Linked DNA regions of Homo sapiens: region 2 is linked to region 1. A link is a loop called in an ENCODE intact Hi-C map of the cell type or tissue named here. Cell type or tissue: A673. All regions are shown on one strand. Each heading gives the region's core, and the rest is flanking DNA. Links, peaks and the distances in the headings are about the cores only. Region 1 has its middle 86 kb from the start of LINC02394. Region 2 overlaps LOC107987178 (a long non-coding RNA gene).

Region 1 (17,014 bases), core at 4,583-12,582:
AAAAAAGTCCAGGACCAGATGGATTTACCACCAAATTCTACCAGAGGTACAAGGAGGAGCTGGTACCATTCCTTCTGAAACTATTCCAATCAATAGAAAAAGAGGGAATCCTCCCTAACTCATTTTATGAGGCCAGCATCATCCTGATACCAAAGCCTGGCAGAGACACAACAAAAAAAAGAGAATTTTAGACCAATATCCCTGATGAACATGGATGCAAAAATCCTCAATAAAATACTGGCAAACCGAATCCAGCAGCACATCAAAAAGCTTATCCACCATGACCAAGTGGGCTTCATCCCTGGGATGCAAGGCTGGATCAACATATGCAAATCAATAAATGTAATCCAGCATATAAACAGAACCAAAGACAAAAACCATGTGATTATCTCAATAGATGCAGAAAAGGCCTTTGACAAAATTCAACATCCCTTCATGCTAAAAACTCTCAATAAATTAGGTATTGATGGGACGTATCTCAAAATAATAAGAGCAATTTATGACAAACCCACAGCCAATATCATACTGAATGGGCAAAAACTGGAAGCATTCCCTTTGAAAACCGGCACAAGACAGGGATGCCCTCTCTCACCACTCCTGTTCAACACAGTGTTGGAAGTTCTGGCCAGGGCAATCAGGCAGGAGAAAGAAATAAAGGGTATTCAATTAGGAAAAGAGGGAGTCAAATTGTCCCTGTTTGCAGATGACATGATTGTATATCTAGAAAACCCCATCATCTCAGCCCAAAATCTCCTTAAGCTGATAAGCAACTTCAGCGAAGTCTCAGGATACAAAATCAATGTGCAAAAATCACAAGCATTCTTATACACCAATAACAGACAAACAGAGAGCCAAATCATGAGTGAACTCCCATTCACAATTGCTTCAAAGAGAATAAAATACCTAGGAATCCAACTTACAAGGGATATGAAGGACCTAGGCATGGGCAAGGACTTCATGTCTAAAACACAATACCATTCAGGACATAGGCATGGGCAAGGACTTCATGTCTAAAACACTAAAAGCAATGGCAACAAAAGCCAAAATTGACAAATGGAATCTAATTAAACTAAAGAGCTTCTGCACAGCAAAAGAAACTACCATCAGAGTGAACAGGCAACCTTCAGAATGGGAGAAAATTTTTACAATCTACTCATCTGACAAAGGGCTAATATCCAGAATCTACAAAGAACACAAACAAATTTACAAGAAAAAAACAACCCCATCAAAAAGTGGGTGAAGGATATGAACAGACACTTCTCAAAAGAAGACATTTATGCAGCCAGCACACACAGGGAAAAATGCTCATCATTACTGGCCATCAGAGAAAAGCAAATCAAAACCACAATGGGATACCATCTCACACCAGTTAGAATGACTATCATTAAAAAGTCAGGAAACAACAGGTGCTGGAGAGGATGTGGAGAAATAGGAACACTTACACTGTTGGTGGGACTGTAAACTAGTTCAACCATTGTGAAAGACAGTGTGGCGATTCCTCAAGGATCTAGAACTAGAAATACCATTTGACCTAGCCATCCCATTACTGGGTATATACCCAAAGGATTATAAATCATGCTGCTATAAAGACACATGCACATGTATGTTTATTGCAGCACTATTCACAATAGCAAAGACTTGGAACCAACCCAAATGTCCATCAATGATAGACTGGATTAAGAAAATGTGGCACATATACACCATGGAATACTATGCAGCCATAAAAAATGATGAGTTCATGTCCTTTGTAGGGACTTGGATGAAGCTGGAAACCATCATGCTCAGCAAACTATCGCAAGGACAAAAAACCAAACACCACATGTTCTCACTCATAGGTGGGAACTGAACAATGAGAATGCCTGGAAACAGGAAGGGGAACATCACACACCAGGGCCTGTTTTGGGGTGGGGGGATGGGGGAGGGATAGCATTAGGAGACACACCTAATGTAAATGACAAGTTAGTGGGTGCAACACACCAACATGGCACATGTATACATATGTAACAAACCAGCACGTTGTGTACATGTACCCTAGAACTTAAAGTAAAATTTAAAAAAATTAAAAAATTAAAAATAAATAGAAATTAGCTTTTTTCTAAAAAAAAAAAAAAGAAATTTACACTTATCTGATTATCACCTCACTTGAACTATTTCTATGTTTACCACCAAATGGAGTATAGTGTTAATTTAAATGTGAATTTCTACTTGTACCATAAAATGCTTTTTCAAAGATGATTAAGATGAGAAATTAATTTGTATTATATGCTTAGAACATTATTCAGTTGTTAGGAATACAACTGATAGCAAATAAATTGCCAACTCTCCTTAAATAAAATAATAAAATTTTTAGAGTTAGGAGAGTTAGGTATAACTATTTCATGAATCAAGAAGGAATGCCATTGAAGCACCAAACTGTTAAATGTCTCCAGGAGATAAAGACCTTAGAGAAATACTACTTATCATAGCCATTTATAATACTATCAATCCTAAAAGTTTAAAAGAAGCCAAGTGAAATATTTTTTACTAATAGCAGAATAATGATGCCCTAAATTCTTACCAATCGCCAAACATAGACTCTAAATATGCAGAGATCTAGATTTGAATTTTGATTGGAATACAGGGTAAAAGGAGTATATATTTGCATGAATAAATAAATGCTGTTTTCAGGTAATTTTCTTAAAATGCATATCTTATACAGTGTTTCTTCTCTACCCTTAATCTGAATTAAATCAATGCCGAATCTTAGAATAAAGATTATTTGATATTAAACTGGATTTAATGTATTCAAGGACAGATAATATATCTTGTTCATGTATATATGTCAAGGCCTATTATAAATTTTGGTGCCCAAAACATGAAAAACAAATGGTTTTTGGTTTCTTTTGGTTAGTTTATTTTAGAGACAATGTCTTGCTCTGTCACCCAGGCTGGAGTGCAGTGTCACGTTCATACCTCAATGCAGCCTTGAACTCCGGACTGTAGAGTTCCTCCCACCTTAGCCTCCCAAGTAGCCGAGACTGTAGTCTCAAGCCACCATGCCCAGCCAATTTTTAAATTTTTTTGTAGAGACAGAGTCTTGCTATATTGCCCAGGCTTTTCTCGAACTCCTGGCCTCAAGAGATCCTCCTGCTTCAGCCTCCCAAGGTGTTGGCATTACAGGTGTGAGCCACCATGCCTAGCCACAAATGCTTTTTGAAAAAATATTAATGTAGGAGAAAAACATAGTTTTTTTTTTTTAATGAAAAAAGTGTTATGGACCCATCCCAACATTGTTTTTATTTGTTCTTTATTTTTTTTGGTGTTTGGAATTCCCATTAAAGCACTTGGTATGTTTATCTTCATTTCTGCTTGCTTCGTAAGGTATTTTAATTTTTTTTTTTTTTTTTTTTTTTTGAGATGGAGTTTCACTCTTGTTGCCAAGGCTGGAGTGCAATGGTGCGATCTCGGCTCACAGCAACCTCTGCCTCCTGGGTTCAAGCCATTATCCTGCCTCAGCCTCCAGAGTAGCTGGGATTACAGGCATGCACCACCACGCCTGGCTAATTTTGTACTTTTAGTGGAGATGGGGTTTCACCATGTTGGCCAGGATGGTCTCCATCTCTTGACCTCGTGATCCACCCTCCTCGGCCTCCCAAAGTGCTGGGATTACAGGCGTGAGCCACGGCACCCAGCCAGTATTTTAATTCTTAATAAGTAATTCACATTACTGTTCTATATAGTCAATTTTACTTAGAGTTAACAACACTTTTATCTATTTCAGTGTTCTTTTTTCCATCCTTCATTACTGAAAATCCAGTTAGGACACTTTCTCTTCTGCCTCCATAACTTCCTTTATTATTTCTCTTAGTGCAAGCAGGCTACCTATACATTCTCTTTTTGTTTCAATTTTAATTCATATTCAGGTTTAAATATATTTTAGGTGGATATCAAATTATAAATTAGCATTTATTTCTTTAAAGTATCTTAAATATATTACTTATTATCTACTGGTTTTCATCATTTCTATTTAAAAACAGATACCATTATTATTCCTGCTCATTTGAAGATAATGGATCTATTTTTCTCTGATTGCTTTTAACCATTTTCTATTTGTTTGAATATCAGTAATTTTACTAGAGTTTGCCTCAGTTTGATCTTTTTGTATTAATTCTTCCTGTTTTTGTAGTTTCGTTTTATTTCAATATTAGATCTTGAACAGTGTCTTCAAATAGAATTTACTGCCTCCTTTTTTTTCCTCTTCTTCTGGGACTCCAATTGGAATCCTATAATTCTTCATTCTGTCCCATGAATATTTTATATTCTTCCCTATATTTTATTCATTTTCACTTCATGTATTCGTCTGTGTGTGTATATATATATACACACACACATATATACTGACTTATCTTTCATTCCATTAATATTTTATTCAGCTGTGTCTAGTAATAACTCCTCATGAGTCTCAGTTGAAATCCTGGAGTATTTTCCAGGGCTCTTCCTCTTAGTTAGGACCTAAATAACATTTTTTTTCTCTCTCTTTCAGTACTGTAAGACTGCCCTGCTATCAATTTAGCTTCTTAGTTCTCACTTTCAGCTTGCTTGCCTAGCTTCTCACACCCTGCAGATTAGACATTAAGAACCACTATGCAAGCAAAGAATCACATGGTGTCAGGTCCACCTTTTCTGTTGATGCCTTGGCTCTGAGATCTTCATATTTTAATTCCAAGCTATTGTGGTAGCCTTGAACTCTTAATTTTTGTTTCCACAGTTCTGAGCCACTTCAAAAAGCTCTGAGCCTCTCCATTTTACTTGGCTTATGGGCCCTGTGCTACTGACAAGCTGGCAAATGCCTCCAGAACAGAACTGGCAAACAGGGCTGAAGTCCTTTCATTTTGTTTTTCTTCTTTGGGGAATTTAAGGCTTTGAAGTCCTGACTGCCTAAGTTGCTTTCCAATATCTTCAAACAGCAGTTTTCATTTTTATTCCAGGTTTTATGTTTTCTCATGTTGAGAAATGTCTGATATAAGCTATTCTACCATAACCAGAAAATGAAATCCCTGTAGTTTCCAATTGAGTTTTTAAAAGGTGAGTGGAAATAATCAACAATGACACTCAATTTAAGAGAAACATTTTTAACATTATGGTATATACAACTAACTCTGCAGAGCTTCAGGAAAATAAAAACATGTGCTTTTGTGACACATATCGCTTTTATAATTAACAATAAGGCTTATGTTCTGCTGTACGGATAAAATCATTATAATGTGTAATGAGGAAAGGATACACATCACTAGAATAAATCAATGTTTTTTAAAATTCCTAAATCTATTTAAAGAGTTCAATAGTTTCAGTGACCTAAGTTTATTGATAAGCTAATTGCCATCTTGATGTGATCAAGTAAGATATATTTTTTAAATGCCATCAAACACTGATATTTCCATGTAATATTCCCTCAATTATGTTATGGTCTTTGCTTTCTCATAATATTTGATTAGGTCTTTGTATTTCAGATTCACCCTTCACCCCGCGATGCTTAAGCTTACCTCAGCTAAAATCAGAAACACTGTGACATGCTTTGCTCATTCTGGATGAATATAGGTAAGTTTTTGCCTTTATATTTCAACCTTTAGTTTGCATTTTGCTGATAGCTTGCACTCTGCAAGATGGTACAATTTTTTTATTTATTCTGCTGAGAGGCACATTGTATGAAAATGGATAAGGTTCAAGCATCAAGTCTCGTTTTGTTATTCTAATCCTAGCAAGATCCCCCTTTAACTTCTTAGAGAAATGCCAGTTTGAGGGGTCAACATTATAAGGCTCATTTCCTTTTGGTATGGCATAGTCCAAAACAACAATTATTGCCAATCTTCTTCAGCGATGCAAATTTAGTGCTGAATATATATTTTAAATTAGTGAAAATAGAAATTACCATAATTTCTATTACTTGAGCTATGTGACCCATGTAAAATAGTTTTCTATAAAAATAATACTTATTTGATGAGCTTTTATTTATTTTGTAAGCTTATCAGCAGGGAGTTTTAAAATCTATTTAAACTTACACTAAAATAAGTATGTTAATATGGATATTAAATCATATGGTTAAAAATTCAAAATATATTAAAAGAAGTCTTGAAATTAGGGATGTTGGAAAGTTAAGGATGTGTTTGAGCCAGTCACAGTGGCTCACATCTATAATCACAGGAAAGATTGGAAGATCATTTGAAGCTAGTTGAAAACCATCCTGGACAATATAGCAAGAGCCTATCTCAAAAAAAAAAAAAAAAATAGCTAAGTGTGGTAGTACATGTCTGTAGCCTTGGGAGGCTGAGGCAGGAGGATTCCTTGAGCCCAGGAGTTCAAGGCTGCAGTGAGCTATGATAGATGGCACCACCACACTCCAGCCTGGGCAAAAGAACAAGATCCTATCTTTAAAATAATTAAAAAATAGCATTTGACTTTCATGTTTTATACACCAAGATTTATAGTAGGCCTGGATGACAGAGAAAACCTTATCTCTAAATAAAAAGAATGAGTTTGTAGTTTGTAATATCACTTAAATGAGTAGACCTATACAAAAGGAAAAGAGGATGTGTATAATCATTTAATAAAAATATTGAAGCTATTTATTTGAAAAATATAAAAATTAGAGTAGTTATAAGTTATATAATTGGAGTAGTTATAAGTTATATAAGATGAAATATGAAAGATGCATGAGGTTTCTATGAGATTGTGAAATGCCTGTCAAAAACCTTAACTTCGACACTATTTTCTTCATTGTTCAGTCCAGAAAGGAAAAATGGATTTCCTCCTGGATACTTAGGAGAAAAATTGCTTTAAGAAAATATATCCTGGATATAATTTTGACAAATTGATTCTCTAAGCGATAAATCTTTGTTATTTAAAATACTAGCATGCCTCAACAAAGTTGAAGTAGGTCAGAATAACATCAATTTCTTGTATTTCTTAATACATAATACTTTCCAATTAATACATATTTTCACCTACAATATTTTATTCTTATGGCAATCATGTGCTATATTAAAATTGCGATTTTATAGGTCACTTTTATTGCCTAACATTACATGGACAATAGAGAGCACAGTCTAGACCTGAATCCATATTAACTAGCTTATTTTGCACTTCATCACAATTAACACAATTAACTAAAAGCTAATTGAAGCCTGAACATCCACAGTTTGGGAACTGGACAATGAGTATGTGTGTGTGTGTGTGTGTGTGTGTGTGTGTGTACACACACACATATATATACACATATATATATACACATACACATATGTATACATATGTATATATACACACATACACATATGTATACATACGTATATATACACACAGACACATATGTATACATATGTATATATACACATATGTATACATATGTATATATACACACAGACACATATGTATACATATGTATATATACACATATGTATTTATATGAACTTTGATGCATACGATTATAGAGTGATCATGAATAGTTTTCTTCTTTGCAGCCCCATATGACCTTCCTCTTATAATAATTCCTATATATGTTATCTTACATGGCTAATTCTGTTCTCAAGTGGAGGGCAGAGCAGGGACTACTAACCTACATGTTGATATGGAGGATCAACATGCTTCCAAGCACCTGTTTACATTTTCATTCTCTACTCCACTTCCTTTCCCATATATAAATTTATTTAGATGAAAATAAAACTATTTTATAGTAAGAGATAAGTCTTTACAATTCTGGTAGACTACAACAGCTTTGGTTGTCTTGTTTGCCATATGGAAATTATGTTCCTAGAGCACATTTTTAATTCCTGAGTCCTTTACTTAAAATCTTTATCATCTCAATTGTCTATTAAATAAGATCTATCACATTATTTAGAGGTCCTCAAAAAGCAAATAGCAATGTAACAGCAAATGGGGACTTTTTAGTCACTCCCTTCCATTTCCTCCTGTTGCTTTGACCATGGTTTTCCCTCTGTATGACACATCCAACTGCATGTTATGTCATATGTGTTCCATGAACCATCTCTCCACTCGTATCACCTTCTCTGACCTACTTTTAGATTTTTTTTTATAATACTTATCACCTAATGTGACAAATACATTTTCACATGTAACTGCCTTGGGATCATGAATAATTGTCCTTATGCATTTATTACTCTCTGCCAGTTAAGGATTTATTGGCTCTCACTTCTAAATTCAAAATTTTTGCTTGCTCTATAAACATGAATCTTTGTACTTTAAATATTTTTGCTTTACAAGCTGAAAATGATGTTGAGATTTATCAGTAGAGGGTGCTGGAGAGACATTGCAGAAGGAAAGAGTTTTGCCTTCTCATTCCAGTGTCCTCTCCTAGCAGCCTCCTACAGTATATACAGTTTCTCTCGCACCTGGCAGGTGCAGTGCTTGCAGCTTCTCCAGTTCCCATCTGCTGCAGTACATAAAAGCCAGCAGCACTCAAGGGCCAACAGCTTCTACCTCACATCCTCTTCTGGAGTGGTTTTGGAGTAGAATGTTTCCAGTGTGATACCTTCTAGGAAATAACTTTCCCCTCTATCCTAGTGGGTTGATACGGGCAAGCTCAAGATAATAGCTTCAGCAAGTTTTGCATTATCTGCCACTCATTTCTTTGCCATTAACTTAGCCATAGCTGTGTCCTCCCATATGGTCTGTATTTTCTTGGGTGCTCTATTTTAGCCATAGAAACAGTGGCTATTCTTTTATATACTCTATCAATATTCTTTAGTGTTTCTCTACTTCTTACAAGGCTATGCCTCATTACTTCAACTCCTTTGTATAGCTAATATTTCTTCACAATAAACTTTTCTTGTTCAAATTACTGGGTGGTTTCTCTGTCATGATTGGACTCAGACTGATGTGATCCCTTAACCATCAATATTCTAAGAATACTTGCTGATTACATTGATTTTACTTAATTCATAATACAGTATAAATGATTCAACTCAAGGCTCTTCTCATAGAGTTCATTTAGGTGAAAGTGACTAAGGAAAATAAAATTACTGAATATTTTCCACTGGTGGACAGGGGTTGTAAGGGGGACAGCACATAAATAACAGAATATGTGTAACATGAGAGTCTCTCAAATTAAAATGACAAATTTAACAATGTTTACTCTGGTAGCTCTTTCAAAGATGATAATTCTTACTTATGGTAGCGAATGGGTAATTTCTACTTATTTGTCAGGTGAATATGTACTTTTTATCCAGTTAACCATTACAATATTCCTGACCATTAAAGATATTGTCAAGGTAGGATTTTGATCAGATGAGAAGTTTTATATATATATTTGAAATTTAAAATTTAAAATCTCAAATCAAATTTAACTCTTCAGTAAAAATTTGACTTAATTTTTTACACATGCTGTTGGTGCATTATTAATTCTGGCTGAATGTGCCGTAATTCATCATGAAAGAATTACTTGGAGACATAAAAAATGCATTAAAGAGCAGCTGCTATATTGCTGAAAGCAATGCATCAGGGCACACACATGTTAGTATGAAATATAGAACTGATTAATTGTATATTCTTGTTATAGTAATTTCATAATGTTATGATAATTGCCATCAATTCAAGAGCAGACTGTGGGATTTCCTTTATGCAATAAACTTTTCAATATAAGCAAACAATAATTAAGTTATTAACAGATATTTCATTTATTGCAGTTTGGGAAATCTCAAATTATAAGTAATATATTAAAGTTACCAATACTAGTAAAAGCCCAAGTCCACCTCTCACGATTTAAGTAAATTATGTGAAAATAATTGAAGGACCAAAGGTTTCGATATTTTAAATATCTTAATATTTGAATCATTTTACTTTTAAAATTTTATTATATCTACATAACTGTTATTACATATAATTAATTCTCATTTTGCAGATTGTACTTTCATGGTACTGCTCAAATGCTGTCTCTAATGATAAAAAATGATGGCTATGTGAATAATGAATGTAACTGAAGGCAATTCTGTGAAATATTCTTGACCATCCTGTATTTACTGGATAATTTTTTAAGTGAAAATTTGAAGAATGAGAAAAAAACTCATGATAAAGTAAAACAGCATGAACTTTCTTATTACTCAATATTTAACAAATATGTGTCTGTTTCTTACTTTGTTCCAGGTACCATGCCAGGATTATGTGGTAATAAAAATAAAAATTGCTCCCTAATTCAAATAACTTTAAGTCAAACAGATTACAATATAGAAACTTATGTTACCCATGAATTTACTGGAGATACTACTAATTAAAATCCTCAATTTGTTTAGTAAATTACCTATAGATTAATATTTTATTAGCATTTAGTTTAATTAACTATTTTAGATGCTGGCAAAATATGATTCCACTTAACTAGCCAAACTAAAATGTAAGGAGAGACTCATTATCCTTATCTGATAAAAAAAAATTATGTTTATGTTAGCCAAGGTAATTAATAACTGGAAGATAGCTCACAAGTTAAATTTAAGAGCTAAGGATTATATTTAGATATTTAGTTATTCCGACATTACACCAATGGTCCTTTTACTGGGTAAAATTTACTGGGTAGTTACACTACCTCAATTCTCTTTAAATTTTCAGGCATGATTCCTGTAATTGTTTCTCTCTCTTGATTTCATATAACTTCTAGTAGAGTATGAAACAATAAAAATTTTGAGATTTTGGTTCAAAGTTTAATCATTCATTATTTTTTAGAACAGTGTTATTTTTCTTCCTTCTTTTCTTTGATTCAATAAATACTAATTAATATTTAACCTTTTACCCATTACTCATGCCCTCTTTAACAATAATAACATCAAATTTGCACCCTGAGATGGGATGGGGTGATTCACGTGTCAAAGGAAAACTGAAAATTTTGAGCCATGGATACCTTTACCTAGGTTTTGAAGGATGGAGCTGCCTGGAGACTGAAGCATGAGATCCAGGAAGAGGGCTGCTACAAAAGTGGAAGCACTGCAGAAAAACCACAGTCGGGTAATGCTTAGTGGAACCGTGGGGGTGGGGCCACCCTCAGAACTCCACACTGATGGAGCCACTTGGAAGCAACTCCATCCATTTTAGGAGGACTGAAGGCAATTGACTCCAACCTATGAAAGTGTGGCACGGGCTGAGACCAGCAACGTCATGGGTGTGGGGCTGCCTAGAGTCATGGGGACCCAATCCCTACTCCAGCATGTCCAAAAGGTGAGACACTTAGTCAAAGATTATTCTAGAGTCTTAATAGTTATTTTTTTCCCCTATTAAGTTTTAGACTTACTTGGAACCTACTATTCCTGTCAGCTTTTATATTTCTCCCTTTTGGAATGAAAAGGTCTATCCTATGCCTATCCTACCATTGTATTTTGAAAATGTATAAATTGTTTGATTTCACAGACCCACAGCTGGAAGAAAATTTGACTCAGACTAAATTGTATTGAGTTTCACTCATATTTGATTTTGATGATATTCAGATGAGAATGGACTTTAAATTTTTGAGTTAATGCTAAAATGAGGTAATATTTCTGGGGCTACTGGGATGAAATGAATTTATTTTGCATGTGAGAATGACATGAATTTTGGGGGGAAGGAGAGAAATGCTCTGATCTAGATGTTGTGTCCATTCAAATTTATATGTAAAAGCCTAACCCCAGGGTGATGATTTAAGCAGTGGGGCTTTTGGGAGGTGATTAGGTAATAAGGACTCCATGCTCATGAATGGAATTAGTGCCCTTATAAAAGAGGCCTGAGGGAGCTTATTGACTCTTTTTGCCATGTGAGGACACAGCTGGAAGGCATCATCTTTGCAGCAAAAAGTAAGCCCTTACTAGACACCGAATCTACTGGTACCTTATCTTGGATGCTCTAGCCTCCAGAACTCTGAGCAGTCAATTTCTGTTTAGAAATTACCCAGTCTAAGATATTTTGTTATACCAGCAAGAATGGACTGAGATAGGAGCATAATGGGTAATTAGCTTAAGATTCGGTTACTTTTATTTTATAAAAGGCTCTTAAATAATCAGATAGTGGACGAAATATTTATAAATATTCATTTCTAATACCCTCAACTAAGTGTCAAATACGAATGGCTTTTTTGTAGTTAGAAAAAAATTCCAATTGAGGACTTTGTATTAACTATCAAAGTTGAGTTCAACTGCCTTTTAATTAGCAAATGTTGCATGTGATGAAATACCAAAATAACATTGCTTTTTTTCAGAGAAACCATTGTTATTTTAGTTTTATGTGCAAATGAATGTATAATTTTAAAGGATATTAAAGGATAAATTACTTTGAAGCTTTTCTTTTAATTAAAGATTAAAATAGCATATATGGTTTAAAACAAAACAAAAATATTCCAGTTATGAATTTGACAACCAGGTAAAAATCTAAATTAATAATATCAGGGTGAGTGCAGTGGCTCATGCCCGTAATTCCAGCAATTTGGGAGGCTGAGGCGGGTGAATCATCTCAGGTCAGGGGCTCGAGACCGGCCTGGCCAACATGGCAAAACCCAGTCTCTACTAAAAAAAAAAAAAAATAGAAAAATTGGCCAGCATGGTGGCAAGTGCCTGCAGTCCCAGCTATTCAGGAGTCTGAGGCAGGAGAATCCCTTGAACCCAGGAGGTGGGGGTTGCAGTGAGCTGAGATCGCGCCACTGCACTCCTGCCTGGGTGACAGAGTGAGACTCCATCTCAAAAATATATACATAAATAAATAAAAATAGAATAAGTAACATCAGAGAAAAAAATTATTGTGCTATTTGCATTTCATGTATATTTGGAAGCAGTAAAATAATTCTGAGGGACAGTCAAACATTAGCAGGTTCTTTATAAGAATATAGATCTTTCTAAATCAAACTCATAATTTTGAACTTATGAAAAAATGTAAACAAATTAATATTTTAATACAATTGTTTACCTTTTATATTTTTGGTCTTCAGAGCATGATATATATTATATATGTGTTGATATACAATATATATGATATATATGACATATTATATATGTATACTTGAGGTAAAAAACAAAACTAGCAACTGACTTTTTTTTTTCTTTGAGATGGAGTTTCAAAAAAGGTGATTCTCCTGCCTCAGCCTCCTGAGTAGCTGGGATTACAGGCACCTGCCACTATGCCTGGCTAATTTTTCTTTTTTTGTAGTTTTACTATAGACTGTTTTTCGCCATGTTGGCCAGGCTGGACTTGAACCCCTGACCTCAGGTGATCCGCTCACCTTGGCCTCCCAAACTGCTGGGACTACAGGCGTCAGCCACCGTGCCCAGGTGCAACTGACTTTTTATATTATCTTATTATTAGAGAGTTCTTTTTACAGGAGCTCTAAACAAATACTCAAAAACAGACTTGAAATAGTTTAATGAGAAGAAATAATTGGGTCAAAATTTCTTTGTTTAATTAGTCTATATCTACGTTAATGTTCTCTTTCTTTAATCACATATTTTTATGTTTTTTTTCTTTTGCAGTAAAACCAGTAGAAAATAAGACTGTTTTTGTCAAATTGGTGTAATTTTTTAAATTTTATTATTATTATACTGGAGAGGATGTGGAGAAATAGGAACACTTTTACACTGTTGGTTGGACTGTAAACTAGTTCAACCATTGTGGAAGTCAGTGTGGAGATTCCTCAGGGATCTAGAACTAGAAATACCATTTGACCCAGCCATCCCATTACTGGGTATATACCCAAAGGATTATTAATCATGCTGCTATAAAGACACATGCACATGTATGTTTATTGCAGCACTATTCACAATAGCAAAGACTTGGAACCAACCCAAATGTCCAACAATGATAGACTGGATTAAGAAAATTGGTGTAATTTTTAAAAACTTTCAAATCATGAGTTGGATATGCATTACACACAAAAATAAAAATAATATATCTCAAAAATATATTTTTTCAAATCCTAAAGTCATGTGTGAAAGCGCTATGTAAACGGAACAAAAATGTATATATGCTGAATTATTGCATGCTAAAAGACCCTGGTATACTCTTGTTTTGTTAAAACGTATGTATTTCTGGGTCTATGTGGCCAAAAGAGCAAAACAACTTTACTTTATCCACTCTAATTCATAGATATTATTGATGAAATATTAACTACACCATTTAAACATTTTTTAAAAAAGATTTTAAATGCCAAAAGTAAAAAGATAAATGCCAAAAGTAAAAAGATAAATACCAAAAAAAGCAAGGTAGCAAAAAGCTTAATCCACTTGGAGTCTGGGACTTATAGAAGAAGCACATATGAGGTTGGGGTGTGGTAGGGAAAAGAGACTCCCTGCATAATCTCTAGAATCCAGGAAAACACCAGTGCCCACACATTACCTTAGCAGAATTACCTTTGCTCATCAACTTGAGAAAAAGCCATAAGTGGTTCACTTTGAATGTACAGAAGCCTAAAGTAAATGCACTCACAATTAGGATTTGATCTGCCTCATTTGTGGTTGCAAGATTAAGACTGCTTACCTGCAGAGGATAAGGTCCTGGAACAAATGGACAGCATAGTACTTCTTACAGCAGATCGGAAACTATTCCTTTAGTAAACAGCATATGACGAGAGACCGCCAGGAAACTTCCCTTCAGTATTTGAGAGGTTCAACAAGCAGCAAATCTAAGGAAACAGAGATTAAAGAATTATAAGGACAATAGTTTGTAATAACCAAGTGTAAAATATCAGTTTTCTGTACAGGGAGAAATTAAAATGGATGATATGGAAATATTGGAATTTTAAGATATAATCATTGAAGAAAAAAATTTAGAACTTTCAATAGGAGTGCTAAAGAGTAGACTTAATCTTGCTCAGGAAAAATTAATGAATTGAAACCAGAAGAAAATGAAAGAGCTAGCACTGGAGATCCTAAGACCAAACCTATTTGGTTTGAATACTTTCCTTCTCTTTTATCATCAGATTCTCCATCTATAAAATGAAAATTATAATAAGTTTTGCATTTTTGAGTTGATGTGAATGCAACTTTGTAAAATGTGAAGAGCAGTATCTGGTACTGAGTAGGTACTCGATAAATTCCCATTTATCCATTACATTACTGTAATCTCATAGGAGGCATAATAATGAGAAACAGACTGAAAAATAAAAGCAGTTGAGACATGGGAGATCGAATGCAAGTTTTCAACATATACCTAGTAGGAATTACAGAAGGATAAAAGAGGAAAGAAAGAAGACATGACTGAGAGATTTTCGAAAATTGATTTGTTTAGGATTAAAACCAATTAAAATTGATTTTTGAAGATATATAATAATATATATAATACATATATAATAATAAATTGTTTATTGTGTGTCAAGCACACAGAGTAAATAATGTCTTGGGCATCTGCTAGTGGAATTAAGTCAAGGGGTTGTCGAAGTAAATATTGTGTGTGTGGAAGTAGGTTGATACTTTCATTAATTGTGATTGATTTTCTTGCTTTGGGTAAACAATTTGGAGTGGATTTTGAATTTCTAATCTGAACCTTTCACACTTTTTTAATAAAAGGAAGTTTGGCAAAAAAAAGCCCCAGTGTCTAACCTCAAGTGTTCAAATCATGATTATAATGCTTTATAATTCTGAGATATTGTAAAAGATATTTAAGCTCACTCTGCCTAAGATTTTTCATGTCACCAAAATTTTCATTAAGGCAGTATTGATAATTTGGATATTACACATGTACAGATTTTAGAATAGGGTCCTATTCATAGTAAGTGCTCAATAAATTAAATATAACAGTCATAAATATAATGGCTCATTTGAGGAATATTTTAACAAATTTTATATTTTTCTTGTGATAATATCATAATCTACACATAAGTTAATATATACAGTAAGTTCTCACTTAACATCATTGGAAGGTTCTTGGAAACAGCAACTTTAACAAAAACAGCATGCAGCAGGCCCTTGAATATAGTCATTTCATTCATTATTTCATTATAATGTTAAAAGAAAAACAATTGGTTTTATTGTATGTCCTTCCACTTAAAGTCAGTTTCCAAGAACCTATTAACAATGTTAAGTGAGAACCTACTGTGTGTGTATATGTGTGTGTGTAAAACTCATGAGGCAAACAACATAGTTTGTCCAATAAATTGAAAATTATTGTATAAGTAGAATTAAAGTATAAGTAGAAAATATTTCTACTTTTTTCTAACACTTGCTATGGACCTTGAAATCTCCTTTCCCACTGTGTAACTGATTACTGTAACTGCTTCTAATTTGAGCCCATGAATTTGAATCGCTTTAAATGTCTTCACATATTTAATTCAAAGTTTTTCTCCTTCCCAAATTGAGTCTAGCTTTGCAGTCCTTTCCACCAGGTTGGGTGGGGTAGACTCAAGATCTACTCTTTCCTCTGGATCTCTTCTTTTACCTGTTTCTCTACTTGAAAATATACAGGGGAAGAAAAGGTAAAAATAGCCATACAGAGAGGTCGTTGTCCCTATCATGTGGCATGACACCAGTTCCCCAGCTAATGAGAACTGGTTTTTGTTTACCTCTCTATGGTAATGCTGGGCCTTTTAGGAGAAAGATGTGTGATTGTACAAAGGGTACTATAAGATTTGCACAGATCTACCTTAAGCTATTCTTCCTGTCTCTACCACTCACCTACTAAAATTTTGACAAGAAGTTTTTTTTTTTTAATTTTAAATGCTTAATGCAAATGAGTCATCGAAGTAGTGACTGCTTAGTATAATTATGCTTGACATTTATTGAGCCCTTAATATGGTGGTCTACTCCACATTTTGTTGTCACTTGGGCCCTTTGCTAAGGAGGCACCTTACTTCAAAATAGTGATAAGTCAACTTAAGCTTCAGACAATAAATAAGGTGTTCCTGTAATTAATGGAAACCTCATGTATTCTTATCCTGATAAATAGTGAGATATAGTCTACCTCTTGGTTTCCTTGCTTTAGGCTAAACTATCTTCTGGCTTTTTCTTCTATTCTCTTTTCTTTAAGACAGGGTCTCGCTCTGTCATCCAAGCTGGAGTGCAGTGGTGCAATCTCAGCTCACCGCAATGTCTGC
Region 2 (17,014 bases), core at 3,388-11,387, 380 kb after region 1:
ACATTCTTTTTATTGAGTTTTAACAAACTCATATGTAAGGATCTCACTGGTTCAACTGAGGTAATGAGTCATTGAGAAGCTTAAAGTGCCCTGAATGGCCACACTGGGGTTACATCTATTCCTAAAGCTCAAAGTTGAGCCAAACTCTCTCAAATCACATGGACTAAGATTGAGGAAAGAATTATCTCTTCCCCAAAAGTAAAGCTTCTTTTACCAAATAAAACCTAAATGGTTGCTGGGTAGGCAAAATATTAGGTCTCCCATATGAATGACACCCGGGGAAGAAATGAAAATGAAAACAATTTAAGATTAATAATGTATGCTCAGAGCTTAGAGAACCTTTAAACACTATCATTTCCTTTGTTCAGTATTCAGACATGATTTATTGTCAAGCACTGTGTTAATGTTGTCTTCAATTAGCAAAATACACTTGAAATTATCAAGATCCTGGACTAGAATGCATCAATTACTTTTACAGCCATGGTTAGTAGACATGCTCTCATGTGAAGCCAATATATTTTTTAGCCAAAAGAAAGACTGGACCACAGAAACTCAGCCTGTAGAAATTTAAAAAGAGTTGTTGATTATTTGAAATAAACAGAAATAGCAGCAGGCAGCTGGCAGCTAGAAATCTGCGATGGGTTGATACCATTTTGGAAAAAAAAATGTCTCTGTAGGACTACATTACAGAGACTAATAGAAAAAAGGTAGAGCTTCAAACACAAAGGCATGTCTGAAAGCAGAAACCTCACTTGCTAAAGAGCAGCTTCCAATAACTGCCTGCTTCATAACAGGTTCTGGTCTTTTCAGTCTCTTCCTCCACTATCACCATCAGTTTCAAATATTAAAGTATGATAATTATGTTTGCATGCCATAAAGGTGTAAATGCCATGCACACCCTTATGGGAAAACCATCCCATGGACTTAAGCAATATAATGAAATGACCCTGTCTCCAAAACAACCAACCATACAAACCACAAAAAATAGCAACTACAATTTCATGCCCAAATTCCAGTAATCAAAATAGAGATCTTATACCTCAGCCCCAGTTCAATTTAAGACTACTTGAAAAAACATGATTAAAATCATATGAAAAGTACATTGTCTAGTCTGCCTGAAGCCAGGAAAATCAAAATTTGAGTGAGAGTTTGTTTTAGTCATAGAAATTATATTAGCAAGCTCTTGTATACATGTGCTGTATCTAGTTTAGTCTCATCACAGTTTAAAAAATGTATGAGTGTATGTATATGTATATGTGCCTGTCTGTAGGTATGTATTTATGTATAATATTGTCCTTAATGGCAAAGGTATTCAGTTAGGCTCTTAAGAACATGCTATAAAAAGAACAATTCTTATGGTGTAATTTAAATGCAGTATGAGAAAAAGGATTAAGTGCATACACTTTCATTTAGCAGGTTCAGCTAGCTTATTTGTGCATCCAACATAAACTCTTAAAAATTACCATAAGCGAAATATAACAGATTATAAACGGTTGCTCATATTAATTTAGCTAAGTACTTGTAATCTGCCTAAGCGTTATTTAACAGAACATAATTGCAAAACAGTATGATACCTCCAGAGTTTGAAAGACTCTCATGTGCCTAAATCATATTTAGCAATCATAAGGCCAAAATAGAAAATACTTAAACAGGAGATACTTTTCAATACATGCAGATTTATTTTTCTTCCAAATGGAAAAGTACATTTGATTGAATCAGAAAATCAACAAAAAATCTCTGGACTTGAATGGGACTCTAGACGGAGCTAATAGCCATTTACAAAAATATTCTATCTAACAGTGGCACAATATACATTTTTCTCATCTATGCATGGAATATCCCCCAAAATACACCATATGCTTGGCTACAAAGTTTCAATAAATTCAAAAATATCAAAATTATATCAAGTATCTTCTTGGACCACAGTGGAAAAAAATTAGAAGTCTACATTTGAAATTATTTCTGAAACATAGTTCCACCTCTTGGTATTTTATTTCATTCATCTTTGAAGCAAATGCAAACACAGTAAGGAAAAAGGAGTAAACCACTGTCTGAAAGACAAAACACTAGTTTTGTAAGAACTAGGCTTTGGTGGCCGGGCGCGGTGGCTCACGCCTGTAATCCCAGCACTTTGGGAGGCCGAGGCGGGCAGATCACGAGGTCAGTAGATCGAGACCCTCCTGGCTAACACGGTGAAACCCTGTCTCTACTAAAAATACAAAAATATTAGCCAGGCGTGGTGGCGGGCGCCTGTAGTCCCAGCTACTCGGGAGGCTGAGGCAGGAGAATGGCTTGAACCTGGGAGGCGGAGCTTGCAGTGAGCCGAGATTGCGCCACTGTACTCCAGGCTAGGTGACAGCTGAGCGAGACTTGTCTCAAAAAAAAAAAAAAAAAAAAAAAAAAAGAACTAAGCTTTGGTGAAAGATAAAACGTTTTCTTAAAATTCTAAAAGACCTACCTATATTGCATAGTGCTGGAATCTGGGCTGTTAGTGTAACCATTACCCAAATAGTGTAAATTGTACCCAATAGATAATTTCTCATCCCTTGCCCTATCTCTCACCTTTTGGAGTCTCCAGTGTCTATTATTCCACTCTGTATATTCATATATAGACATTGTCTAGCACACACTTTAAGAAAACGTACTGTATTTGACTTTCTGTTTCCGAGTTATTTCACTTAACATAATGGCCTCTAGTTCCATCTATGTTGTTGCAAAAGACATGATGTCATTCTTTTTATGGCTGAGTAGTATTCCACAGTGTGTGTGTGTCTCTCTCTATACATATGCGTATGCATATAAATATGCATATATATATCGCATTCAGTATATATATAATATAACATATTCAGTGTGTGTATGTATACACACCACATTTTCTTTATTCAATCATTCATTAATGGACACTTACTTAGGTTGGTTCCATGTCTTTGCTTTTGTGAATAGTGTTGCAATAAAGATATGAGTGCAGGTGTCACTTCATATATTGATTTCTTTTCCTTTGGGTAGATACTCAGTAGTTCTATTTTTAGTTCTTTGAGATATCTCCATTCTGTTTTCTATAGAGGTTGAACTAATTTATATTCCTACCAATAATGTGTAAATGTTCCCTTTTCTCCACATCCTCATCAACATCTGTTGTTTTTAATTTTTAAATAATAGCCATTCTGACTGGTGTAAGACAGTATCTTAATGTGGTTTTAATTTGCATTTCTCTGATGATTAGTGATATTGAACATTTTTTCATATGTTTGTTGCCGCTTGTATGTTTTTTTAAAAAAATGTCTGTTTCATGTTCTTTGCCCACTTTTTAGTGGAGTCATTTGAATTTTCTTGTTGTGTTGTTTGAGTTCCTTATAGCTCTGGATATTAGCCAGAATTGTCTAATGAATAGTTTTCAAATATTTTCTTCCATTCTGTAGATTTTCTGTTTATTATTATTTCTTTTGCTGTGCAGAAGCTTTTTAGTTAATGAAGTCCCATTTGCCTATTTTTGTTTCTGTTGTGTTCGCTTTTGAGAACTTTGCCATAAATTCTTTGCCTAGGCCAATTGTATTAATCTTACTGAAACTGTTCCAAAAAATCGAGGAGGAGGGAATTCTCCTTATCTGATTCTATGAAGCCAGCATTACCCTGATTCCAAAGCCAGGCAATGATACAACAAAAAAGAAAACCAGAGACCAATATCATGATAAACATAGACGCAAAAATCCTCAACAAAAAACTAGCAAATTGAATCCAACAGTACATCAGAAAGATAATACAGCAAAGTTTTATTCCAGCAATGGAAAGATGCTTCAAAATATACAGATCAATAAATGTGATTCACCACATAAATAGAATTAAAAACAAAAGCTGTATGATTATCTCAATAGATGCAGAGAAAGCATTCAATAAAATCCAGTATCTCTGCATGACAAAAATCCCCAAAAAGGAGGCATTGAACAAACATACTTCAAAATAATAAAAGCTATCTATGACAAACTCACATCCAACATCATTCTGAACAGGCAAAATTTGAAATCATTCCCCTAAGAACCAGAACAAGATAAGAATACCTACTTTCACCACTCCCATTCAACCTGGTACTGGAAGTCCCAGCTAGAGCAATCAGGCAAGAGAAAGAAACAGAAAGTATTTAGATTGGAAAAGAGAAATTCAAATTATCTTTATTCATTGATGATATCATCTTATACCTAGAAAACTCTAAAGATTCCTCAAAAAGAATATTGCATTTAATAAATGACTTCAGCAAAGTTTCAGCATACAAAACCAACGTACAAAAATCCATAGCATTTCTATACACCAATAATGATCAAGCTGTGAAAAAAATCAAGAACTCAATCCCATTTACAATAGCTACAAAAAAAAACCTAGGAATACATTTAACCAAGGAGATGAAAGATCTCTACAAGGAGAGCTATAAAACACTGATTAAAGAAATCAGAGATGACACAAACAAATGGAAAAACACCCCATGCTCATGAATTGGAAAAGTTAACATCATCAAAAGGACCATACTACCAAAAGTAATCCTCAAATTCAATGCCACTCCTATCAAATTATCAATGTCGTTTTTCACAGAATTAGAAACAAACAACCCTAAAAATTCAAATGGAACCAAAAAACAGCCTGAATAGCCAAAACAATCCTAAACAAAAGGAACAAAGCTGGAGGCATCACATTATCTGACTTCAAATTATATTGCAAGGCTATAGTAAACAAAAGAGCATGATACTGGTATACAAATAGATATATAGATCAACAGAACAGAATAGAGAAGTCAGAAATAAAGCCACATGCCTGCAAGCAACTGATCTTTGGCAAAGTTGACAAAAACATACACTGGAGAAAGGACATCCTATTCAATAAACAGTGCTGGGAAAACTGGCAAGCTGTATGTAGAAGAATAAAACTGGAACCCCTATCTCTCACCATATACAAAAATTAACTCAAGATGAATTAAAGACTTAAATGTAAGACATAAAGCTATAAAAATCCTAAAAGGAAGCCTAGCAAAATTAGACTTGAAATACTAAGAGCTGATTTTGAAATACTGAGAGATACGTTTTATGTTATAAAATACAAAGAAGGAAAAATGTAGCAAAATGATTTTCAAGCCCAAAAGAAAATAACGATTTATCTGGGTGAGTGGTCCGTGGACAAGCAGCATCAGCATCACCTGGAAAGTTGTTAGAAACTCAAGTTATCAGGCTCCACCCAGGACCTCCTGAATCACAAACTCTGGCGGTGGAGCTCTGCAATCTATGATTGAAGACATTTTCTGGCCAGGTGCAGAGGCTCACGCCTGTAATCCAGCTATTTATGAGGCTGAGGGAAGGAGTGTTTCAGCCCAGGAGTTTGAGACCAGCCTGGAAAACATAGTGAGACCCCATCTCAAAGAAAAAAAAAAAAAAACACACACAACAAAAAATACTTTCCAGCACAGCACACTGTAGATTATCAGTTGTTCACCATCGTGATCTCTTGGCCATCTGGGAGCTTTGGCTCACTGGCTGCCCAGAACTAGAAGGGAGTATTGTATCATACAACATATTTTCAGCTTGGGAATATATCACAATTCAAAATTTGAAGTACAGTTTCTACTGAATGCATATTGTTTTCTCACCATTGTAAAATTAAACAATCGTAAGCTGAACCATGGTAAGTCAGAGACCATCTGTAGTTGATTTACCTTGAACGAATAATATTTTGAAAATGGGGGCTTATGAGTTAACTTGTTTTCATTTGTAGAAAAGCAATGGCAGTTTTCTTTTTTTTTCTGTTCCAGTCTGTAACTGTTCATTTTGAACATGGTACCATTAAATTATGGAAGATTTTTAAGGACGGAAAGGGTCCCATGATTATACTGTTAATATTTTTAACTTGAAAGATACGGCTATGCATTGATTTTAAGAATTTCAGTAACTGACATTTGATAGGTATAAACTGTGCTTCAAGTATTATGCTTGGCCCTTCTCCCTTGCTATGTCATTAATATGCCTGACAACTCTATGGTACATATTATTTTATATATCAGAAAAGTATTTTAAAAATTACCAGAGGTCACATTACAGTAAGATGCAAACACAGATGTTTAATATCAAAACCTTATATCTTGAAATCTATGCTATGCAAGAGTGGCAATAATTGATACCTGAAGAATGTAAATAATATTGACTAAATGCTAAATAGAACATCTGACATAAATTATATATATTAGGTAGTCAATAAATACATGTTAAATGAATGGATAAATACCACTCAATTTATATGTACTCACCTGTGTATTTGATTAAGAACTTTACTCACCCACCTTATCTAAATCACACTGCCCTTTTCCCCACATCTCTTTATCCTGATTCATATTCCTTCTTCACACTTACCACCACCAGACTTTTATAACTGTTTGTAAACTCACTTGGTATTTGTCTTTCACACTCATGTGCAAGCTCCATGAGAGCAGGGTGGTCTCTCTAGCCTACTGCTGTATCCTTAGTGTATAGTATGTAGTGGAGGTTTAATAAAAATCTCAATAAAATACTTATAAATGAATGAGCAAGTTTTCTTGCAATTTTCAATAACAAATATTTGTGAATGCATATTCGCCTCCAGCTAATCCCTTTTCCTTCTATTACATAGACATTGAATACTAAGAAAACATTCCATAATCTTATTCATGGGTCTTAAGGGGACAGTTTCAAAATGTTTACCAGTATATGAATATAGATTCTAACTGTTGAATATCCCCCTCCCCTGCAGACAGCAGACAGTCACACTGATTGTTTTTTGACAGTTTTGAAGCTAATAAAGTGCCACAGCAATGTAAGCTTTCAGAATGGCAGTTGTATGAGTTTCTAGAGAAAGGGGAAAAGTAAAACAGTCAGAGCCAGAGACCAGGTTAAAACAGAAGAGTGATTGGGGATGGGAATCACAATATCACCTCTGCCTTTCAAAGATTTATACTACCCTCTTGTGGTAGAGGTAATCCTGAACTCCACTGAGCCACTGTGGAGTGGTCCCTCACACCAGCTGCTTATCATGGTTAACCCAGCAGAGCACACCAAGTTCCTAGGCCGGGAGCCAATTGCAACAAAAACACAACTCAGAACAAGAGCACAAAATGAAAGGTTTTAGGACAGCAATTTAACACTCAGCAATTCCCAGGAACCTTTTATTTCAGCAGGCTGGGAAGAATTTTGGTTCTTATTTGTTTTCACCTAGCAAAGACATCTGTTGGCACCCAGAGCTGCAGAAAGTGTCTGCCAAATCCATGATAGTCTTGGCCAGTTTTCAAGGATGTGCTGTACAGTACATTAAACATTATCCTACAGGAAAGCAACCTGTGACCACCCAGATCTCTGTACTAAAGACCCAGCCAAAACGTAAAGATTTCTTGATTGGCTGACAGATCATCTTGAGTTGATTTACCACTTCAGCTCTAAGAGCAAATGTAACAGCTGCAAGAAATCTCTGTTTTGCTCACTCAGCTTGCAGAAAACACATTTTAGTTTGAGAACATTTCCTTCCTTCCTTCCTTTTCTTCCTTCCTTTTCTTCCTTCCTTCCCTCCTTTTCCTTCCTCCTTCCTTCCTTCCTTCCTTCCTTCCTCCCTCCCTCCCTCCCTTCCTTTTTTCCCCTCTCTTCTTTTGTTCATATATATATATATATATTTTGCTGGCTTTTGCTGAATATGTAAGTGACTCTGTTCTTTCATTATTTTGCTTTAATTTAATCATGTCTTTTCTTGGCTTCTCATCAGCTTTGTTTTATAGTCTGGGTTCCCTCAAACAAGCCAGAAAAGGAAGGGAATTAGAAAAAGGCATAACATTTTTTCAAGTATGCTTGTCTTAGAAATATTTAAAAAGTAATACCATACTTTTAAAATCTCTAAACATAGACTCGGAGGTAAGACATGCTTATCTTAAAAAGTAGTCATTTACTTGCCTTTCTTATGTTGGGTACATGCAAGAAACTAACTTAATTGCAGTATGGACGCTTTCATTTCCTCAACCGTGAATACAGCAAACTATGAAAAGAAGGGAGCATCAGAAAGGAAAAGAAATAGCAAACCAAAGGCTATTGCCACAACAGTGTAAGAAACTGGCCAGAGCTTGAAAGTAAAATAGCCAAACATGGAGGATTTGCCACTTTCTCACTAGCTTCTTTGTCATACTGGGGAAACAATAAAACATCTTTTCATAAGAATGTTGCCCACATGTGCTAAAAAAATATGCTACTAGTCTAAATGAATTTTGTAGGCCCTTGATATCCTATTTTGTATTTTGTATTGAATATTATTTTTAGAGTGCAGAAAGAGCATGTATATGGTCACAGAGCATCAAGACTAAATTCTGAAAGATAATCAGGACCTGAGACAAACAGAATGAGAGGCAGAATGTCTAAAATTGTGAAAATATAACTCGTAAAATGTGTTTTCAAGTTAGAAGAAATATTTCCTCTAAACAAAGTTAAGTTATCCTAACTGGTATTATCATTTCCCAGTGACCACTTTTTAAAGATTTTGAAGAAAAATAACACATAGTTTCAGATCCATTTATTTAATAAAAGTAACATTGGCAAGTGGGCACAATTAATTTATATTATATGCAAAGTATCTCAGTTTTAATGAATGATTTTATGTAAATGAATAGACAGCCTATTATTTCATATAATGTTATCAATGGATTGGAGTGTTGCTTTGTTAATGCACTTACCTGACCAGGATATTCTAGTATAAGGAAATCTTTCATGATAACCAAAGGTAGAGAACTCATCATTCCTGAATCTAAGGAATAACTAAATTCTCCAATTACTATATCAGAGTACTGTCAGAAAAAGAAAAGCTCATTAGTTCAGCATAACTACCTGATTATCTCCACACAGTACAATCTTATTTTTTATGCAAAAATGGGTTGCATTTGGGAAAAGCATTGTTGCGTAGAAAATGTATTAAAAGAGCTCTGTGATACGTGCCTAATGTTTTTGTATTGTTGAGGAGTTTGGAAGACAGTATTATGCATACAGATGTGCTACAGATCATTAAAGATCAAGAGCTTTCAGATTGTAAAGTCAACAGGCTGATACAAAAATGGAAAGTGACAAGCAGCATCTTACTCAGAATAGGAGCTTTAAGGGGTAGAAGTAAAAGTAATATTCTAATCACTAACCCCACCCATCGAATATTCTGGTTTCCATCCTAGATTACTAAAAATTTAGTGGACACTTTAAAATTTTTATTTATAAAATCATTTATCAAATATGTCCAGAAAGTAATGTTGTATGAGAAAGGGTTTATGTCTGCATCTGTGTCAGTTTGAGAATAGACAATATAAATAAGTCATAAATATGCTTTGGTGGACTAATTTAATAACAGGATCTCTAAAAGGATAAAAAATTATGGCATTTATTGAAAATACCAGTTACCAAATTTTGACACATTTCTTTTTTCATTTGAATGCAACATTTTAAATTTAAAATGTGCATAACAGGGAAATATCTCAAGTTTAAAGATACTCTGTATTTCTTGATTTTAAATAATGTGCCCCACCATTCGAAATGGCTGAGATAAACATTTTGACATGTAGACAACATAAGCAATGTTTACCAATGAACAAAGAATATCCTGTATACGATATGCTATTCTTAATAATAAGAGAAGTACCTATTGCTAGAAAGCTCTAATGTTCCTAATTAAAGTATATAATTAAAGACTACTGAAAAAAAAGTAGTATGAATACATTATGAAATGGGCCAGTTGTTCACAGCATCAGAAGCTGGCTACCATTCGTTTGCCAGACTTTTTGACATTAAGCTTAACCCTGCTGTACTTTCTAGACCCAAAATTCTCCCTTGCCAGCAAGGATTTAATTCACGGCCAGATGGTCAGCAACAAGTTGTCATTGCTACCAATCTGGCTGTGACCATACAGGCCAAATCAAGAAATTATGCTTCTGCTTTGTTCGAAGGTACATGTCTGTAATCGCAGATCGGTCCTGGTCCCCTGGGCAAAGTTTCCCACTTAAGTTCCTCACCCTGAACTCCTGCTTTCTTTCTGGTCAGTCCCTTTTCTCTCACCAGTTTAGAGACTGCAATTAGTCCCCTAATATGTCACCCTGTTACTTCGTGCAGTTATTTTTTAGCTTACTTCTGTGGATCTCTGAACAGTGACAGCTCCTAAATTGTTCATTGTCATGCTCCAATGACCTGACTATCGGTGATTTTCTGATATCCCTCTTGGAAAGTCCCTGACATTTAACCACTTGCCTGTGCCTATACTTTGTCACAAATTCTCTGAATACCATATTCTGCCTGTTAACCCAAATTTGCCTTTTGTGGAAAAAAAATGCATAGGTTTTGCTTTAAAAAGGTACTTGGACAACATACTCAAATATCATTTTAAAAGACAGCCTCAGTCAACACTGCAAAATTAAAACAAATGGAAAAAACAAAATAGTGAAAACCTCCCTAAGAAGATGTATAATAAAATAGAATAGAAAGCTGAGGGACTACTGAAGACAAAAATTTTGAAGACACTTCACCTGACTGAAAATATAGAGCTAGACTAAGATAGACCTGTCCCAAATTCAACACATCATTTTGAATCTCTGAGTCTTTAAAGAGAAATACATTTACCCTGATCTCTCCTGTGTGTCTGTCTGCCTTGTGACTCAGAGATTTGGGATTGAAACAAATCAGAAAAGTGTTCATATATAAGAAAATTCTACTGTCCATCTGCTCCTTTAAGTGATTAGATTAAATGAAAAATAAGTGGTCAGAAGTTATATTAGAATGGATTTTCCCTGAGCTAAAAGGACTGAGTGAGTTGCAAGCAATGTTAGTGAAAATTGATCTACATTTAGTTACATTCACAAGGTAAAGTAAAAATTTAATATTCTCTGAACAAGTAATAAAGTACAAAAAATGAGATAGTTTCAAAGCTTCCTCTTTAGCAATCTTTTTGACAACAGGTTGCAAAAGAAGATAAATGTTTTCAATAGGAAAGAGTTTAGTGTGCCAAGAATTTTAGACATTGTCACAGGACCTTCAAGTATGAAGTCAGAATATTCTAATATATGCAACATTTAAAAATATTAAGGATGAAATTATCTCAAAATATGTGTAAAAACAAAGTAAAAACATGAAGCACAATTTAGAGCAACAAATTTGTGTAGTACAAATATACGGTTACAGCATATCACAACTCTGGCTTATGGAGTAGGTCTGGGCCCCAGAAGGTTCACAGCTCATATGTCTTACAGTTTATTCATTCCCACCGTCTCCATGCTTTGGAAAAAGGGGTAATGTCCCAGCTCATTCAGTCTCCTCACCTGGCTCCAGCACGTGGCTCCTGGGCTGGCCCAGCTCTGCCTCCACTTCCTGTCACATGGGACTGCCACTCAGCGCCAGTGGAGGATGGAAGATGGGAGGGCTGTGGTGTTACAGCAGCATCTTTGGCACCTGCTGTTCGGCAGGTCTCAGGTTCTTGTTCTGTGTCCAAGAAGAATGAGGACAACCGAAAAGTGAGGGAGGCAGGGAAGAATTTTATTGAGAGACAGAACAGCTCTCAGAGGAGGGGGAACCCGAAGTGGGTAGTCCCTACTGGAAGGCAGGTCCCTACTGGAAGGTAGGCATGTGTAGCTAAGTCTAGGGTTTTTATAGGCTCAGAACTGGGGAGGCCCAGGCGGTAGGTGCCTTGCAAAAGGCAACATTCCGTTGGTTAAAAAGCATTATTCAGAAAGAACCAGCTAGGAAAGAGCTGGCAAACAGGAATAGAGGTTCTCCCTCTGGTCGTGGACTCCATCCAGAACTGGCAACCTGGTTTTCAGGCTTCAGGCTGTTTTTGGGTTGAAGATCTGGTTTCACCAGGGACGTGCCCCTATCTATCTAGAAATTTGTCTGCCTACTGCCTCTAACAGAATGTTCATATATAGAAAGACCTAAAGTTGTAAAGATGTCAATTTTATCTAATTGAAATTATATGCAAGGTAGTCAGTATCAAAATCCAAAAGTAATGGCTGATGGTTCTGAAAAAATTAATTCTAAAGCTTACCTCACATAGTAAATGTGAGTTAAGCAACTTTCAGAACATTAAAAAATAATTTCCCCCCAAATTTTTAAAACATATAAAGTATGGTAATTAAAAACTTATGTTACTAGGTCAGGCACAGTGGCTCATGCCTGTAATCCCAGCTACTTGGGAAGCTCAGGCAGGAGAATTGCTTGAACCAGGGAGGCAGAGGTAGCAGTGAGCTGAGATTACACCACTGCACTCCAGCCTGGGTGACAGAGTGAGACTCTGTCAAAAAAAAAAAAAACAAAAAAACTTATAGTTCTGAAACAGTGTTATATTGGAAATAGATTGTCTTGCATCATGCCCAAATACATACATAAATGAATATCAGATGAAGACGACAAATAATGGTAAATTAGGAAATATTCAAGTGGCATAGATGTAAACAACAAGCATGGGAGCAGATACAAAAATAAATAAATAAATAAATCTCAACCTGAGTACTACCTCGTAATAGATATTAGAAAACCATACAATTGCTGCAAGATAAAATTTTGAATACATATGTAATCCTGCTGTGAGTTTTACTGTAGGAAAATGAACAAAGTGAAAGAGGCAGTAATTTATGAATAATTTGTTTATATAAAATACTTGAACATCAATTTCTAAAAAAAAATAGGAAAAGGACAATCTGGAAAAATGCTTTCAATATATAAAAAAAATAAATTTTGAAAATGTAAAATGTCCTAACAAGTCAACGTGAAAATGATGACCATAGCAGAAAAATGCACACAAGTTTTGTTCATGTAATTAGCATAAGAGAAAATTTAAAGGGACATTAAACATTTAAAAATTTTTCAATGTTTGTAATGTAAGCTCACTGTAATAAATAAATTCATTTTTTAAACATCAATGTAATGAATAAATTCATTTTTTTAAAACGACCACAATGTGTCACCTTAAGTAATGTCACTTATGTTGGCTTTGGTGTGAGCATTTTTGTACATTGTTTTTTGAGACATAAATTAGTACAATTCTTCTTGAGGGTAATGTGTATATTTCAACCCATGCATATATTTAGATCCATTATCACAGAAATTTAAACAATACAATAATTGGAGAAGTAAACAAATTAGTAACTTCAGTGCAGCACAGTTTAACATAATACTATTAACAACCTAAATACTCCGTATTGCATAATATTGAAATATACTATTCCTAAGAATATTACTACATAATTATTTTTAATTGCATAAGAAAATCTAGTTTTAATATAGGAGTATCAAAATTGTTACTTGTTATAAGAAGCAAAATACAAATAGTTGAAATATTTAAGGATACTTTCAGGTAAAAATATAAGTGGGTATAAAGTTACAGTTAGATAAGAATAAACTTTGGTGTCCTATTGCAGAGTAGGGTGACTATCGTTAACAATAATTTATTGTATATTTCAAAATAGCTAGAAGACATTTTGAATGTTCTGACTACAAAGAAATGATAGATGTTTGTAGTGATGGATATGCTAATTATGGTGATTTTATCATTACACATTTATAGAAACATCACATTGTATCCCATAAATATGTACAATTATTATGTATAAATTAAAATTAAAATTTTTTAAATAAAACTTAAAAATCAAATACATAAAGAACTTGGTGATTGATTAGGGCATGGGCTGAATAACAGAAAATAATCAGCAGTTACTTTTAGGAATCTAGACTGAGTCACTAGGCATTAAGTGAAATCAGAAATAGTGGTTAAGGCTGGGCTCACAGAGTCAGACTCCATGTCAAAAACAACAACAACAACAACAAAAAACAGTGGTTAATAAACACTTTTGGAAAAAAGTTGATGAATTCAAACAGTGTGAGATACCCAAATAGAGCTGTTAGGTAGACAAAAGTTCTTAACAGGGGCCAGATTTGGCATGACATTTCAGGTATATTAAGGACTAAGAACAATAGAAAACTATTAAAGGATTTGAAAGAGTACATGAAAATTTTACAGACTGCAAACGGATAATAGATTAGAAGAAGACAATAGTGGGACATAAAATAGAAGAAAAAAAGAAATTATAACAGTCCAATCTTGAACCATGCTAATGTCTGTGGACATTGTAAGAAATGAATAAATGGGCCGGGCATAGTGGCTCATAACTATAATCCCAGAATTTTGGGAGGGAGAGGCACGCAGATCATCTGAGGTCAGGAGTTTGAGACCAGCCTGCCTAACATGGTGAAATCCCATCTCTACCAAAAATACAAAAAATTAGCCGGGCATGGCGGCACATGCCTGTAGTCCCAGGTACTCGGGAGGCTGAGGCAGGAGAATTGCTTCAACCTGAGAGGCCAACGTTGCAGTGAGCCAAGATCATGCCATTGCACTCCAGCCTGGGCGACAGAGCGAGACTCTGTCTCAAAAAATTAATTAATTAATTAATTAATTAATTAAACAAACAAAAAAACACAAAAAAATGAATAAATGTTTAGACTCAGAAATGACAAGACAGGTTCTTTTAGTGGTTTGATGGGTATGAGAAAGGAGAAGGTGTCACAAATTATCTGTTGCACAATGTGTAAATTTTGTATGATGAATTGGATGGTGGAACTATTTCTTGCAATGATAAAACACTAGCATTCACAAATCTGGGGTCTCAAAAATTAAGAGTTTAGTTTAGCACACATTATACCCTCTTTTTCCCCCCTCCGAGACACAGTCTGGCTCTGTCGCCAAGGCTGGAGTGCAGTGGTGCCATCTTAGTGCACCACAACCTCCGGCCCTCCCAGGTTCAAGCAATTCTCCTGCCTCAGCCTCCTGACTAGCTGGGATTACAGGCATGCACCACTATGCCCGGTTAATTTTTGTATTTTTAGTAGAGATGGGGTTTCACCATGTTGGCTGGCTGGTCTCTAACTCCTGACCTCTAGTGATCCACCCACCACGACCTCCCAAACTGTTGGGATTACAGGCATGAGTCACTGCACCTGACCAAGCATATATTATACACTTTTGAAAAAAAGTGCATATATCAAAGATATAGTTGTATATATCCATGAGACAGAGAAGTGTGGTCTAGTATACAGACACATAGAAATACGTATTTAGGAGACAAACAAATAGTCTTTGTATGAATAAGAATATGTTGTCTACGGTGCATTTAGAACGTGAACAGTTGTGAACTCAGGAAAGAGTTCTAAAAGACCCGGATAGAAGTCAGTTTGAGGCAGAAGCAGTAGAGGAGACTGAGAAGGAAAGGAGAAAATGAGAATTAGAAGACTGGAGTGCACGGAAGTTGATAATGCAGATTGTTTTAAGAAAAAAAGGAGAGTTCAATTTTGTCAAATGCTGTTGATACGATCCTTTGGATTTAGTAACATGAAGACTATTGGTGAACCCAGGGACAGCTATTCCCATGCAAGAGTGAAGAAAGAATAGATAATGCTCATTCATCCTTTCATTATTTTGATAAATATTAATTGGGCTTTTTGAGGACCACAGTTAAAGCAACGAACAGACAAATAAGATTTCTTCTTGACCAAAAGTTACATTATAGCCAAGAGAGATAAACAATAGAAAATTAAAATAAAAAGACATGGTGACTTCTGACAATGAAAAATATAATGGGGAGAACAAGGCAAATAATAGATAAAGTTGTTAGTGGGAGAGCTAAGTGAGATGGGGTGATCTGGTCATGTTGAAGATCTCTGCTGCAGCTCTCTGATGAGGTTCCTCGAAAACTTGCACTGCAACTAGGACTTCCTAAAAAGGCCTGCTTACCGGGGATCTGTGCTAGAGATGGTATCCTTGACTCCTATTGTTGTCTCCAGATGCTTTGATAGTGCTAGCTTGCTGACAACATAGATGCCTGTGTGCATCTCTTCTATTGAACACCTGAGCTGTAGCTCTTCTCCAGGCGCTAAAGCAGCAATGATTTCTCTTGAGCCCTAAATGCTTTGAGACAAAGGTATGTTCTGTTTATGTTTTCAGAATGCTTGTTTGTCCTATTTTGTTCACTGTTAGAGAGACACCAAATTAGCAATGTTTTACACCCAATATCTTATAGAAATTTTTTAAAAAATAGATTTATAGCTACAACCTTCTCATTTCCTAGGACACAGAATAAAGGCCATGGTGCATTCTAGAACAGGGAAAAAATAAAATCTAGTTGCAAATAACTTATCCTCAAAAGTCACTTAATCGTAACCATTATTAAGTATTTGTTATGTAGCTGAGTTGTTATTTAGCAGAATTGGGTTGGCTATCTTCTCTGCCTGAAGATTATTTTCTCTATCTCTCTGAAAGTTCCTTGATAAAATGATATCCCCAATGAGCAATTATTACTAGTTTCCAAGACAGTAAACATAGCTTAGACTCAAACTTAGATTGCAACTATACAGCAAAAAGATAATCTGTTGAAGGATGTAATTGCAGTGGTCAAAGAAGGAAAAGAAAGAAAAAAACAAAACGATAAACAATGAACCTTTCAACGACATGAAAGCAATAGGTGGCAAATAAAAACCAGGATTCAGCAGGGGCTTATAACTTAATATCCATGAATACATAACTACAAAGTACCTGCATAGGAAAAAATATTTTCTATAAACTTTTAATGAAATTTAGTAATTCTTTTAACTAAGTATATAGGCAAAAAAAGAGTACAATTAAGAGCACCTGTTACTACTTTGTTACTAATAGAAACAGTAGATAATTTTATGTCACAAAACAGTTGATTCAGAAATCTCAAAATATTTACACTAATCACTACTTTGAAGTTATGAAAGTTATTGCAGCTGGCACTAGATCTGTTGATTAATTGCTTTTAGAAAGCAAATGCATTACTACATAAAATGTATTATAAACATTTTATAATTGTCAAAATGATTTATTTTCATCATATATTTTTATTTTAGACATTCTGGGTTCTGTGACAGCTTGACCAGTAAAATACAGTGGAAGTGATTCTTTGATTTAATTTCCTTATCCAGGCCTTAAGAAGCTG

The links. Peaks named below come from ENCODE experiments on the same cell type or tissue, not always from the same donor. Only the 100,000 strongest peaks of a DNase experiment are listed, where the experiment ranks them.
Region 2: a loop joins it to region 1, with 4 times the contacts of the local background. A loop is called at or near these places in 11 of 110 quality-filtered maps.

What each region holds. Positions count from the first base shown.
Region 1 is chr12:73,927,654-73,944,667 of GRCh38, forward strand. No RefSeq gene overlaps it. Among named protein-coding and RNA genes, the nearest start is that of LINC02394, 86 kb to the right of the region's middle. In A673, for the core only: a CTCF peak has its summit at 8,278 (motif pointing right); no DNase peak of the experiment used is centred there.
Region 2 is chr12:74,310,206-74,327,219 of GRCh38, forward strand. It overlaps LOC107987178 (a long non-coding RNA gene), which reads right to left. Exons shown (of 3, transcript XR_001749203.3): 2 at 11,330-11,489. Among named protein-coding and RNA genes, the nearest start is that of LINC02882, 26 kb to the left of the region's middle. In A673, for the core only: CTCF peaks have their summits at 6,991 (motif pointing left) and 7,197; DNase peaks (open chromatin) are centred at 7,226 and 7,326; H3K27ac peaks cover 7,163 bases.